Linked DNA regions of Homo sapiens: regions 1 and 2 are each linked to region 3. Evidence: chromatin contacts called from ENCODE Hi-C data. All regions are on one chromosome and are shown on one strand. The core of a region is the stretch at or near the end of the contact, and the rest is flanking DNA. Distances in the headings are between cores, read along the strand shown. Region 1 holds the start of SUMO1 (small ubiquitin like modifier 1). Region 2 holds the start of FZD7 (frizzled class receptor 7). Region 3 holds the start of TYW5 (tRNA-yW synthesizing protein 5).

Evidence for each region. A loop is a pair of places that touch in the nucleus more often than their neighbours do. Pooled maps may share reads with other maps.
Region 1: a loop to region 3 is called in a pooled map, with 7 times the contacts of the local background. The contact joins the promoter of SUMO1 here to the promoter of TYW5 in region 3. A Hi-C loop is called at or near these places in 5 of 50 pooled maps.
Region 2: a loop to region 3 is called in a map of B cell, with 12 times the contacts of the local background. The contact joins the promoter of FZD7 here to the promoter of TYW5 in region 3. A Hi-C loop is called at or near these places in 2 of 168 maps with a recorded cell type or tissue (B cell and CD8-positive, alpha-beta T cell) and 5 of 50 pooled maps.

What each region holds. Positions count from the first base shown.
Region 1 is chr2:202,237,318-202,240,055 of GRCh38, forward strand. It overlaps SUMO1 (small ubiquitin like modifier 1), which reads right to left and starts at 1,280. Exons shown (of 5, transcript NM_003352.8): 1 at 1,123-1,280. The coding sequence starts at 1,134. It also overlaps the pseudogene STMP1P1. RefSeq lists a silencer at 745-934.
Region 2 is chr2:202,032,522-202,035,235 of GRCh38, forward strand. FZD7 (frizzled class receptor 7) reads left to right here and starts at 1,334. Exons shown (of 1, transcript NM_003507.2): 1 at 1,334-2,714. The coding sequence starts at 2,127. RefSeq lists silencers at 916-1,465, 1,576-1,655 and enhancers at 2,218-2,714, 2,256-2,375.
Region 3 is chr2:199,954,122-199,956,823 of GRCh38, forward strand. TYW5 (tRNA-yW synthesizing protein 5) reads right to left here and starts at 1,370. Exons shown (of 8, transcript NM_001039693.3): 1 at 1,272-1,370. The coding sequence starts at 1,349. It overlaps MAIP1 (matrix AAA peptidase interacting protein 1), which reads left to right and starts at 1,461. Exons shown (of 5, transcript NM_001394955.1): 1 at 1,461-2,127. The coding sequence starts at 1,678. RefSeq lists enhancers at 1,014-2,213, 1,324-1,443, 1,614-1,773, 1,794-1,893.

The sequences.
Region 1 (2,738 bases), core at 30-2,529, 2.3 Mb after region 3:
TGAACCCAGGAGGCGGGAGGGTGCAGTGAGTGGAGATCGCACCACTGCACTCCAGCCTGGCGACACAGCGAGACTCCGTCTCAAAAAAAAAAAAAAGTCAAAGTCGTCTGAGCAAACAAAAGACCAGACAAAAACTTTATGAATTAAAAACTAGCCATAAAGTTGTTTAATTAGAACAGGATGAGGAAGAAAAGGGGAAATCGATCACTCCTGATTAAGTGCAAATCCCAAGTAAATTATTGATACTAACAGTGAGCTGGAGCACTTTGCCTTACCAGGCAACTTTCTGCAAATATTCTGCAACGACTCTACATACACAAAGTTTTCCTATGCTTTTCCTCAAAAATATGAGACTTCCTCAGGTTAATGCCCAGGTGAGATGCTTTTTGTTGCTCTAGCAGTTTAGTTCTATTTTCTTTCTTGGTTATTATGAATGCTCTCTTACAACTGGAGAGCTAGGATGAACCAATCCCGAGTAAGAAACGGGAAAGTACAGTAAAGAGGCGACAGCTCTGCACCCCCACACGGAAAAAGACTCAGAGGAGAGCAGCGGCATCCTTGCCCTAGCTCCAATCCGAACGGAGGCAGGATTCCCAACAACATCGGACGTCTCCCTCCCTCGCCGCCCCACGCCCTCCCGACGAAGAAGCAAAAAGTGGAGAGTCCAGCCGCTTCTCAGGGCCACGGAGCCTCCCAGTCAGGGATTCTCTCCCGTTACATAACTAAGGCCTAGGGCCCTGCTTCTGCGATTAGTCCTCTGGAAGGAGACGGACGGGTTCTCCAGAGACCCTCCCAGGGAGGTGGAAGCGGGGCTCTGCACCTAGTCGACCCGGGAGAAAGAAGTGGGACGACATGAGGGAGGCCGCCACCAAAGGCGGTGGGGTACGGGGGTGATGAGCGAGCCCGGAGAGGGGCGGGCGGCTCCGGGAGCCCCGCAGCAGGCCCCGGCACCTCCGGCCGTAGTCGGCTCCTCTCCCTCGCCTGCCTAGTCCCCACCGGCCGCCCCCTCCCCCATTCCGCGCTCCCCTCCCCCGCGCCTCCATCCCCGACCCCAGCCTAGCGGCAGGCAGACCTGCAGGGAAGGCCCTGGCCACCGCCGTTGGATGGCTCCCAGCCCGGTACCTGGTCAGACATGATGACGGTGGCTTCACCCGGGGGTCTCCGCACAGCAGCGGCCTCGGGTAAGCAGAACCTCGCTCCGGGGTTTACAAATCCTTCTCCCTTCCCCACAGCACAACACCGCGGCTGCAGTAACTTCCGCTACGCCTCGCGTCACTTCCGCTTCGCGCAGGGAGGAGGGAGAGAGAGAAGAGAGGAAAGACAAGGCGGGAAATGGGTGGGGGAGCAGCCAAGGGGAGGGGCAGGCTGTGGAGCTGCTTTGCCGGTGGTCGCGCGGGTGAACGGCAGTTTTGTCAGCTCCTTCAAGGACCAGGTCCTGCGCATCAGTACTAGGGCCATCCCCCAGGAGCAAAGGTCCTGGCTCCATGTCTCAATGTTTGGAGCCACTCTCACAACCTAGATTGCTCTCTCCGTTACACCTTGCGCGTCTCTGACGACTGAGCCGAGATACTTCTTTTGTCTCCTCCCAGCCTTGCTCATCAACCCCCAACCCCCAAATATGTTTATTTGAATGCCAGTACTTCTAGCTCTAGAACCAACATTTTCGGTTAACCAGCACCCTTGCCAAACACATGACCGTGATTTAAAACAACAAGAAAGCAACGACCCAACACAATCTTGACGGCTACTGATGCTAAAGACCGCTGCTGAAAGTTCTAAATGGGGAGTGAGTAATTCCAACCCTTGAATTGGTTGCTTTGAGTTAAGGTTAAAGAATGATTCTTCTTGGCAGGGCGCTGTGGCTCACGCCTATAATCCCAGCACTTTGGGAGGCCGAGGCGGGCGGATCACCTGAGATCAGGAGTTCGAGACCAGCCTGGCCAACACGGTGAAACCACGTCTCTACTAAAAATAACAAAAATTAGCCGGGCGTGGTGGCTGGCGCCTATAATCCCAGCTACTAGGGAGGCTGAGGCTGGAGAATCGCTTGAACCCGGGAGGCGGAGGTTGCAGTGAGCCGAGATCCGCGCCATTGCACTGCAGCCTGGGCGACAAGAGTGAAACTCCCTCTCAAAAAAAAAAAGGTGGCGGGGGGGGCGATTCCGCTCCCCTCGCATGGGGAAGCAGGCTCTGACCGGCCTGCAGAGCTGCAGCAGCCCTTTGCGCCCTCCTCGCCCTCCCCACCAACATCATGCTCCAATTCCTGCTTGGATTTACATTGGGCAACGTGGTTGGAATGTATCTGGCTCAGAACTATGACATACCAAACCTGGCTAAAAAACTTGAAGAAATTAAAAAGGACTTGGATGCCAAGAAGAAACCCCCTACTTCATGAGAATGCCTCCAGCACTGCCTTCGGGATATACTGATTCTACTGCTCTTGAGGGCCTCCTTTACCATCTGAACCAAAAGCTTTTGTTTTCATCTCCAGCCTCTGGGCTCCTCTTTGCTAGACCCTGTGTTTTTGGCTTTAGAGCAAGCAAAATGGGGCCTCAATTTGAGAACTACCCTACATTTCCAACATACTCACCTCTTCCCATATTCCCTTTCCAACTGCATGGGAGGTTCTAAGACGAATTGTGGTGCTAGATTAGTAAACATGACTTTTAATGGAAAAAAAAAAAAGAATGATTCTTCTTAGATTTCTTCTGTAAAACACAATGGCCCTACTGGCATAC
Region 2 (2,714 bases), core at 84-2,583, 2.1 Mb after region 3:
GGAGAGATTGATTGATTGATTTTTTTCTTTTCCTTCTCAACATGTCACTTTCCTGCATGGGAATTCCTGATATTCCTGGCAGCCCGGAGAGAGGGGAGAGGCCCCCTGGTGACTTATGACCCCCGCAGGAGTAACCAGAGAGCGCGCGCGAGCGCCCAGCGCCTGGCTCAAGACGAAGATTTAACCGAGAACAAAAGAACGTTTGCCAATCAGAAAACGCTACCCGAGAACGAGGATAACCCCGCTTTGTGTTTTGAAAACTCTTTAATTAGCCTGGTTTCTAAGACGCATTAAAACATTCCTACGCAGATTCTAAATGGAGGATCAAATGGTTGCTTCTGCAACGAAGATGGGATCCCGAAAGGGCACACGCCGCAGAACCAAGGCACACGGGGCCACTGAGACGCCCGGCGCGTCGTACAGAGTGTTCCTGGGCGCTCGGTCTCAGGTTACTTCTAGAACCAGTCTCCCCAACGCCGTCTTCGTTTCCTTAAAACCTCGCTAGAGTCACCCCAGTTCCCCAGACTCCAGGCCGTGCGCGCGGGCGGGGTGGCCTGAGCCCGGGTTCCCCGCTCTCCCTGCTTCGGGCCCTTCCTCCGAGGGGTCCTTCCTCCCGCCGTCACTCGGCCCCCTCCGCCCGACTCGGGTTTCTCCTCGGAGGCGGCCCCTCCTCCTTTTTATAACTCGGGGGAGGGGAGAGGGGACTGTGGCCTCGCGTGGACTCTTTGGGTCCGGGGGGAAAGAGGCGATCCGCAAGGCGCACCCCCTTCTCGTCCCGTCCCAAACCCCACATTGAGGACCCGGCGACCCGAAAGCCCCGCCAGAGCCAGCCTTTGCAGTCCTAACGCGACTCCTGGTCACGTCTCTCCCCGAAGGGGCGCTGCGCGGTCCTCGCTCCCCTCAAACGCCGCTGGCGAAGGCGCCCCTGCTCAGGAATGCGCATCTGAGTGCACCAGGAAGAGGAACAAATCTTTGAAGCAAATTCCCTTTCTGCGCGTTTTCGTCCCTGAGCGAATTCAGGGTAAAAGTTTTTCCGAACTTTTCCCTCCCAGTCCCCCGCCCCTCCCCTCAGGAATCCGCCCAGAGCGCCGCGGACACCGCCTCCGCCACTCCCGCGCCCGCCCCTTCCGACTTCCGCCCAATCCGAAGGCGGCCACCGAAAAAACAAAGGCCGCCATTGGGCCGCCGGGGCCTGGGGCCGCCCCCGGAGTGGTTTGTGAATGGGGGGGGAGGGGAGGGGAGGGGAGGGGACGGGAGGGGACGGGAGGGGGCGGGCCGGCCCGGAACCCCGCGAGCCCGACGCTTCTTCTGGCGACCAGCGCGACTCCGAGGCGTTAGTCGGCGCTCACTCCCGGCGGGCGGCGGCGGCGGCGGCGGCGGCGGGCGCCAGGACTCGCTGCTGGGGCTGCGAGGGGCTGGAGGGGCCGGGGCCAGGCCGCGGGCACGAGCGCCTCGCGGTTTCGGACGCAGTGTGACTGGGTTTCCAAAAAGAACTCGCCGTGCTCCCGACTCCGGGGCCGAGATCGGACTCAGCAAGAGCCGGCCGTTTGGCTGAAACTTGGGGCCGAGCTTTTGGGGCTGAAGAAGGAGCGGGGTGTGGAGGAGGAGGCGAAGGAGGCGGCGACGAGCGGAGCCTCGAGGCCAGGAGGCGGGGCAGCACCGCGGAGGCGGCGGCCGGGGCGAGCGAGCGGCGGCGGCAGGGGTTCTCCTAGCGGGGACCGGACCAGGCGCGGGGGGCGTGCGCGCTGCGGTGCGCCGGGGGTCCAGAGTCTTGGGCAAACTTTGAAGGGTGCCGGAGCCGCTTGTTGCTCCTCGCGGCGGAGGGAGCCGCACCGTTACGTCCCCGCGGGGAGAGCGAGGCGGCCCTCCTCGGCGCCCCCAACCCAGGCTGACGAGTTTTGGGCCCCCGGCGGCCCTGCGAGTGCAGGGCGGCGGCGTCTGCGGCGCCTTCGCGGCGCGGGCACCCAGGCGGCAGCGCCCTTTGCTCCACGCCGCCCACGGCCCGGCCCCGGCGCCGTGAGGACTCTCATGCGTCGGGCGCGGCGGCGCCTCCCCGCATCCAAGCCTCTCCCAACCGCCTCGTCGCACTCCTCAGGCTGAGAGCACCGCTGCACTCGCGGCCGGCGATGCGGGACCCCGGCGCGGCCGCTCCGCTTTCGTCCCTGGGCCTCTGTGCCCTGGTGCTGGCGCTGCTGGGCGCACTGTCCGCGGGCGCCGGGGCGCAGCCGTACCACGGAGAGAAGGGCATCTCCGTGCCGGACCACGGCTTCTGCCAGCCCATCTCCATCCCGCTGTGCACGGACATCGCCTACAACCAGACCATCCTGCCCAACCTGCTGGGCCACACGAACCAAGAGGACGCGGGCCTCGAGGTGCACCAGTTCTACCCGCTGGTGAAGGTGCAGTGTTCTCCCGAACTCCGCTTTTTCTTATGCTCCATGTATGCGCCCGTGTGCACCGTGCTCGATCAGGCCATCCCGCCGTGTCGTTCTCTGTGCGAGCGCGCCCGCCAGGGCTGCGAGGCGCTCATGAACAAGTTCGGCTTCCAGTGGCCCGAGCGGCTGCGCTGCGAGAACTTCCCGGTGCACGGTGCGGGCGAGATCTGCGTGGGCCAGAACACGTCGGACGGCTCCGGGGGCCCAGGCGGCGGCCCCACTGCCTACCCTACCGCGCCCTACCTGCCGGACCTGCCCTTCACCGCGCTGCCCCCGGGG
Region 3 (2,702 bases), core at 120-2,619:
AGCTAGGGTCTCACCCTCTCGCCCATGCTGGAGCAGTGGCAGGATCATGGATCACTGCAGCCTCGACCTCCCGGGCTCAAGCAGATCCTCCGACCTCAGCCTCCAGAGTAGCTGGGAATACAGGCGTGCGCCACCACGCCCGGCTAATTTTTGTATTTTTTGTACAGACGGGGATTCACCATATTGGCCAGGCTGGTCTTGAACTCCTGACCTCAAGTGATCCACCGACCTGGGCCTCCCAAAATGTTAGGATTACTGGCATGAACCACGGCGCCCAGCCCATCCGACTTTTGTAACACTCAGAATTGTAGTTTTGTTTGTTTGTTTGAGACCGAGTTTAGCTCTTGTTGCCCAGGCTGGAGTGCAGTGGCGCGATCTCGGCTCACTGCAACCTCCGCCTCCCGGGTTCAAGCGATTCTCCTGCCTCAGCCTCCCGAGTAGCTGGGATTACAGGTATGGGCCACCACCATGCCCGGCTAATTTTGTATTTTTAGTAGAGATGGGATTTCTACTGGCTGGTCTTGAACTCCTGACCTCCGGTGATCCGTCCGCCTCGGCCTCGCAAAGTGCTGGGATTACAGGCGTGAGCCACCGCGCCCGGCCCCAGAACTGTAATTCTATGACCACCCTTATAAATGTAAATATCAGGTAAGAAAATTGCTGGGTATTTTTCCTACCATAAACTGACTTACTGTAATCCTGTGGATTTTTCCTTTTAATACCTTGTTTTTCTTAGGTCTGGACTCCCTTGAAAAGCACTGCAAGTAAAAGCACTTTTTGTTTCCCTAATATTTCTCTATGAGTTTTCTTTTAAAGACCTAAGGTTCTAACTACAGGTATAAAAGACTCCAATGTCGGAACTAGAACCTAAGTAAGTTAGAATTCAAGACGAGTAGGAGTTTTCCGGGGGAATCCCATTGCTTTCCTTTTTGGCTCAGTGGAGTGAAAAGTTGTGCCTTCAAATCCATTAATTCGGAGCAGACTGACAGATGCGGAGTAAAGAGTTTAGGCAAAATACCTCTCGCACTCAGCTCTCCGCCATCATCTTGCTCCCCAGAAACATGGGACTTTCTCCGGAAATTTCAATAGAGGAGCCAGTCGGCGTCCCCCGTGCACCTTTCCCTTGGTCTAAGGGCCAACCAGTGATCTGCTGCCGTCCTGCGCCTCTTTCCCACACCCTGGGTCTCTAAAAACCAGTTCCCAGCTGTCCGAAAGGTAAAGACGTGTCTCTCGCTGGTTTCTCGAGGTTCTGCCCCGCGCGAGGGCCTCACCTGTGGGTAGAGGTGCTGCATGAACTGCTCCCGAGAAACGCCCTCCAGCCGGGGTACCGGGAGGTGCTGCCCGGCCATGGTTGCTCACGCCTGCCCTCTTCCAGGTCTTCGGAACTTCGGCTCTAAAGCGTTCCTCAGCGCCATCCGCCCGGAAACACGAGCGACAGAGAAAAGGTCCGCGAGGCCGGCAGACTCCAGAGTGGCTGGGTCCGAGCGCGGGGCGGGTTGCCGAAGGGCCTCGGCCTGGGCTGCGTGCTGGAGAGCGGGGACGGGGCCGACTCACCAGAGGCTGCAGCAACAGGTCCACTTTGCTCTCCAGTCTCTTTCTCCGACACCGCTGAGGCGGTTTCCCACCGACTTCCTTTCCATACAGCACCGGCAGGCACCGGTGTGAAGGGTCATAAAAATGGCGCTGGCCGCTCGTTTGCTACCCCAGTTCCTGCACTCTCGGTCGCTGCCCTGCGGGGCCGTCCGACTCCGGACTCCTGCTGTGGCCGAGGTGAGGCTGCCGTCGGCCACACTTTGCTACTTCTGCCGCTGTCGCCTCGGCTTGGGAGCGGCGTTATTTCCACGAAGCGCTAGGGCCTTGGCAGCCTCGGCGCTACCTGCCCAGGGCTCCCGGTGGCCAGTGCTCAGCAGCCCGGGACTCCCCGCAGCCTTCGCTTCTTTCCCTGCCTGCCCTCAGCGCAGCTACAGCACGGAGGAGAAGCCCCAGCAGCACCAGAAAACCAAGATGATCGTCCTGGGATTCTCCAACCCCATCAACTGGGTTAGGACTCGAATTAAGGCCTTCCTTATCTGGGCCTATTTCGACAAAGAGTTCAGCATCACAGAGTTCTCCGAGGGAGCGAAGCAGGTTTGTTTATTTCCCTGATTGACCTATCCGTCTCTAATGAGTTCAACTATTGCTCGCAGAAGTGCTTAGCAGTGAGTTTTCTTCACTGGGATACAAGTGATCAAACGTGATTAGTGGCCCAGACATAGAGCCTTCCAGCCATTGCTTGACTTAAAGTAAGCTTCTGGGCCGGGAATGGTGGTACACGCCTGTAGTCTCAGCTACTTGGGAGGCTGAAGGGGAGGATCGCTTGAACCCAGGAGTTGGACGTTGTAGTGAGCTGTGATCGTGCCATTGCACTCCAGCCTGGGATACAGAGCCAGGCCCTGTCTCAGAAAGAAAAAGCTATATGGCTCATCTTGTCTGAACATAATTTTCAAATTTACAAAGTGGGCAAGACAATGCCTGGCACATAGTAGGCACTCCATGAATGTTTGCTGAATACATTAATAAATGGGTAAGATTGAAGAATAATTGAGATAACATTTCCAAAGTGCTGTAATGTCACCTTGGGTAGAAGAGCAGAACTTCCTGCCAGCTATTAGACAGAGCCGACCAATACACCACCCCATACTCCGTAAAGATTAAACTGGAGA